Linked DNA regions of Mus musculus: region 1 is linked to region 2. The links are chromatin contacts, found by Hi-C in ENCODE. All regions are on one chromosome and are shown on one strand. Each heading gives the region's core, a stretch centred on a gene start or an enhancer-like site at or near the end of the contact. The rest is flanking DNA. Distances are from core to core; before and after follow the strand shown.

Region 1 (2,700 bases), core at 184-2,683, about 48 Mb before region 2:
TTTGAAACTTGGAAATTTTCATGTTCCATGTATCTGCCTACTACTTACTAAGAACCCTTCCATACAATAGAGGCCTCCCCTTTTCGGAAGAGAAAGTGGATTATGGGAGGAGGTAAGGTGGAGGAGGAAGTACTGGGAAGAGGGGGGAATAATGTTAATTAATAATTAATTAATTAATTAATTAATCAAGAAGAACCCTTCCATAGAATAAAAGAGAACTGTTGGGCCTGGAGTTGCAGGCCTGTAATCCAAACTATTCAGGAGACCAAGCAGGAAGACATCAAGGCCTTTTGGCCAACTAACTGTGAGAGACACTTTGAGAGTCTCAAAATCAAAACTAGGCTCAGCAGGTAAAGGCGCTCACCACCAAGCCTGCTGATCTGAGTTTGCTACCTGAGCCCACATAACTAAATGGAGAGAACAGGTCATCTCTGATCTCCACACACCTTCTGTGGAATGCACACACTCACACACACACACACACACACAAATATATAACTTACAAAATTTTAAATAGAAAATAAAAGAAGCTTGGGATGTAGGTCAAGAGTAGAACAGCCTACGATCTGTGACTACTTTGGTACAGCGACCACAGAAGCTGAACCACTCACCATCCATTATGTGACCGTTAACATTTGCTGGATTGGGACCAAATGAAGCCAATGTGTACATTTAAGTACAATTGTGGTAAATTAGAAGATTTGGACAGAAAGGGGAGAGAGGCACTGGTAGGCTTAGTTTAAGACCAAGAAATCTGGAAGTCTTTTTCCTTCAGATTTTCAACTGAACGCTGAATAAGGAACTCTGGCCAGTGGGAATTCTATGAGTACCTTCATTCTGTGTGTTCAGTCAGCCTTTCTCAAAAGCCAGAGAGTTTCAGTGCTACTAAGTACCCAGCTCGTGTTGTTGCTACTGTGGCAGCCAGGGCTCGCATCCCAGCACAGAGCAGGATCTATGGCGGTCTGCAGGACTTCCCATAGAAGTTCCCTGTGTGGATCTTGGCAAGAGAGGACTTTATTAAGAACCTTCCTACTCTTTTAAGCTTGTGTCCTTTTCCTATTAAAACCCTAGAGTCCAGCATTCATTAACTAGCTTTCTCCACCTCGATTACACACCAGTGTTCTCACACATGGAGGACGTAATGGCTTTCCTGTTTCCGTCCTGGGCGACAGTTTGCACACTGGTGCTCCTTCCGCCTTTTCGGTCTTGCATGTATTAAAGCAGATCGTCTTCCACAGTTAACTACAGTGAAAGGTTTGGACAGGCTTTCCCCCCCAACCCCCCACCCCTCCATAACTGGAAACTATGAGGCAGATCCTGTTTATAGATGTGTAACCTCCAAAGCAGCTGATATGCTGTGGTCCTTAGAGACTCAGAGCTGGTTTCCCAGCAGTGGCAGCGGCAGCGGCGCTCTAAATCTGAAAGCCCCTGTGAGCCCTGCAGGCAGACGGGAGCCCTGTGCAGCTTTCCCAGGGCTGCACCAGACTGCAAAGGTGTGGCTTCAGAGCTTCCACACCGCACTCGGGATGACAAGATCTCAGAGCTGTGACTTCAGTAAAAATTGGGGCCGTCTTCTTTCTGCATTAAATATCCTTTAAAATCTGTTTTCCAGAAGAATTTTTCCACTCTAATATGTAACCTAAATGCATCTATATATCTTCCTTTCAGTATTTGCTCAAAATCTCTTATCACAGTCCAGAAATCCTTTTTACAAAGTTGTTCCATAGCCAGTATGCTCGGCAACTTGCTTAAAAAACAGAACCAAAACCTTTTTCCCCTAAAACAAGTACAAACTTTACCTAGAAATATATATATATATGCATTTTTGAAGCTTAGTTTTTATTTTTTTAATCTCGATTTGTATGCCAAATAATTTTATTTTTCTTTTCTAAAGTGACTACTTATAAAGCTTTGTTTATAGCCTCTGTATCTTTCATGATTTATTTCGTTGGTTTTTATTGGTTTCTCTTTGTTTAGTTTGCCTTGGGGACAAGCCCAGATTCCCCAACAGGGATATTAGTTGATAGAAACCATTGAAACCAGAAGTGGACAGCCTGAAGCACTCCCTAGCCAGTTTTTGCTAAAAGAGGCAACATTAATGAACCATGGTTTACTTAACAAATAGCAGACTCTCAGTAAACCTGTGTGTGTGTGTGTGTGTGTGTGTGTGTGTGTGTGTGTGTGTGTGTGTGTCACCCATCCACACATATACATACGTATTGGGACAAGAGGTCCGTGTTGAATATTTTCTGTGATCACTGCACCACACCTTGTCTTTTGAGACAGGGTCTCTCACTGAACCTGACACTAGACTGGCTATCCAGGGAGCTTCGAGGATCCACCTGTCTTGGTCTCCCCTCTGCCCATTGCCAGGATTGCAGAGGGGGCCACCATGTCCACCTCCACCCACAACTCTCGGGTCCCCTTGCTCATGCAGTGTGAGCTTTTCTGGCTGAGCAGTCCCCACAGACCCAGACGTTTTCTTTCTAGTCCTGGGGATTGTATTCAGGTCTTCCTTTTAAAAGTCTCTCTTTCTTTGGATGCTTTATAGTTAATGCTGATAGTTAAATGCTAAAGAAGACAGACATTAGAGTTTGTTATGAATCAAAGAAACTAAACGGCAACAAAATGTTTTAAAGTTGTCCAACAATTGTAGGGAATAGGAATATAAAAGAGTTGACATCTTTAAGAACTCTGGCC
Region 2 (2,700 bases), core at 85-2,584:
TTTACATTTCTTAAAGGAAAACTCCTGGTGTCCACAGTGTTGGCCCACCCTGTCCACCTTCCTCTGTGGTCCCCAAACTAAGATAATAAATATCCATAATCCAAAAATCCAAAATCCAAAACTGAGCAAATTAGACCACGAGTGGGAAATTCCACATGTGACCTTGCATGACAGCTGCAGTCAAAACACAGGTGCATGGAAAAGTTTATAAAACTGACCTCTGGCTATGCATAAAAGATACATACAGAACATACCTGAATGCAGGGTTCAGACTCAGGGCCCTTTCCCAAGACACCCCACTGTATCTGTGCATGTATTCCAACATCCTAGTCCAAAGCACTTCTAGTCCCAAGCATTTTAGATGAGAAAACGTGATGTGTGTTTGTTGAGCATCTACTATACACTGGACCAGAGAGAAACTGAACTGTAATAGACAATAGACAATAGAGGCTGGGGAGATGCCTCAGTGGATGAAACACCGGCTGTGTGAGCCCTCAAGCTTGGTTAAGTAAGTTCTCAGCTGAGTTAGGAGCCCCAGCCTCCCGGAGAAGAAAGTAAATCGCCCCAGCACTACAGGGCTCCCTGGCTAACCAGTGTAGCCACAGATGAGCTCTAGATTCAATGGGAGACCCTGTCTCAAAATAATAAAAAGGAGAAGCAATTGAGGATAACAACCCAATGTCATCTCTGGCCTCCCATACTCTGCAGGCCCAGGCAAGTGCATTTAACAAATGCATGTGCCTCACACATACTTGTAGAAACAGCAGTGAGTCCTCTTTGTTCTGAAAACAGTCCCTTCATATCCTGCTCAGGGTCTAGGTTATAATGCCTCAGTGGCCTTGAGACACCGCAGCCACACTGCCTGCACCCAGAAAAGGAGACAGCTGGCTTTTACTCCAAATGCGTACCTTCTCCCTCTAGACTCTGACGCCTCTGCTTGGAATGTTCAAAAAGAAGCCAGGTTGGCATGGTGAAACCTGCTGGGTTAGGTGATTCAGGGTGTCTGGTGTTTGCAGCCAGGATGCCCAAGACCTCTTTGGGTCCCAATCCCCTAAAAGAAGTACTCTTCGGTGGAGCTCCTGTAATGCAAATGCATGCCCCAAAATAAAAGCAAGACAATGAAGTGGCGAATTCCAAGGCAGGTTAATGTTCTCACTCACAGGGTTCTCGGTCATTGGGGTCCTGGAGTGTGCTCCCGCGCCTCATGTCGCGATGCTACCACCTAGTGGCGATGCGCAAATCAGCTGCGGAAGCCTGGGCGTATGAACTGCCAGATCTTAGGGTAGGCTGCATCCTGTTAACACCAGCCTGGGCGGTGGCTGTTTTTAGCTGGGTCTCTCCTTCTGTGCCACTTTCATCATGGAAACTGGCTCTCTAGGCCCAAAAAAAGCTGCGGCGTGCTCTGCAAAAGCTGTTTGAGGGCCAATTTTAGCTGCATTTCTTGAAATTTGGACTCGGAGGAGGAAGGAGGGATGTGCGGTTCCCAGGAAGTTCTGCATCTTCCTTCCGGGGAAGGAGGTGAGATCATCCACCCTTTGGCTTTCAGCTTCTACAAAAAGAAAAGAACTTTGGGATTTTTTTTTTTTCTGAGGCAGCAGCCGCTGTGTGTTCTGAGAGCTTTACCATGTTCTCTTAGAATCTTTTCTACTTGGGCCGTCACACTGCTACCTCACAAGAAGGCTTAGAATTATGGATATAAGGAAATCAAGACTTGGAAAAGTGACTTGGCTAGCGTCAAAAGGCCGGCAACTCAGAGCTGTGATATCACCTCCAGTCTGTGCTCTGAACCTACAACCCAAAGCACCCATTGCGAGTTGAAAAGTCCAGGACTAGGGAGGCAGAGCAGTTGGTAGACTGTGCTGGGCTTGCACTAGGCCGGGTTCTCACAATAACTGGGTGGACGGCACACAGCCTGCCATCCCAGCATGCTGAAAAGGAAGCAGAGGCAGGAAGATCAGAGAAAGGGGAAAAAATAAAAACAGAGATGGGCGTCCAGGCATCACATGTACCCTGCTGCCAGCTCACTGGCCACCGCAGACAAGTCGATCTCTCTGGGTCTGTAAAATGGGTGTATGAACCCCAGAGCCTACATCACAAAGTTGTGAGCATTCAAGGAGAATTATGAAGGCCCCTGACTTAGTAGCTCCATGTCTTCGCTTGAGGATCATCTTAGACTTCCACACTCTCCTACTCATTCCAGAAGACAGACTCTGGACACACACACACACACCCGACAAGGCCCAATATGTCCTGTGATTGTTGTTTGCTATGAGCCGAGGACTAGACCTTGTTGTCTGCACAGGTGCTCCGCACTGCCTGAGCCTACTTTCCTGGAGCTGTTTTCCAGGGAACAGCATTTCACAGACCTGAGAAGTGACTCTCTGGAGCTGTGTCTGTATCTCATCTCCTGTCACACCAGGGAGACAGTATATTAAACACTCCCGAAGGTAGATGCTTAACACCACAGCGTGCCCAGTGCCCTTCACAACACCTGGCACACTATAGGTCTATGCTAATGTAGGAGCAGATGACCACCTACTATATGTCAGACCTTTATGCTAATTGTTAGAAGTGCCAAACATTGGGCAAGATACAGAACACAATTAGGATTTGAAAAGTAGCCAGGCAGAATTGATGGAGTAGGTGACTTTGAGAGAGTAAGTATGGGGTTAGGGAGATGACCATGAAGTCACAAAAGGA

The links. A loop is a pair of places that touch in the nucleus more often than their neighbours do.
Region 1: a loop to region 2 is called in a map of T-helper 1 cell, with 508 times the contacts of the local background. The contact joins two enhancer-like sites. A Hi-C loop is called at or near these places in 4 of 37 maps with a recorded cell type or tissue (T-helper 1 cell, T-helper 17 cell and regulatory T cell).

What each region holds. Positions count from the first base shown.
Region 1 is chr16:57,391,949-57,394,648 of GRCm38, reverse strand. The region is part of intron 1 of Cmss1 (cms small ribosomal subunit 1); the gene reads left to right. All of the region lies in intron 1 of Filip1l (filamin A interacting protein 1-like), which reads right to left. Among named protein-coding and RNA genes, the nearest start is that of Filip1l, 40 kb to the right of the region's middle. Within about 2 kb of position 1,433, at least 1 of the 3 ENCODE cell types and tissues checked has a DNase peak (open chromatin) inside an H3K27ac peak, as active enhancers do.
Region 2 is chr16:9,008,149-9,010,848 of GRCm38, reverse strand. No RefSeq gene overlaps it. Among named protein-coding and RNA genes, the nearest start is that of Gm30444, 12 kb to the right of the region's middle. Within about 2 kb of position 1,334, at least 1 of the 3 ENCODE cell types and tissues checked has a DNase peak (open chromatin) inside an H3K27ac peak, as active enhancers do.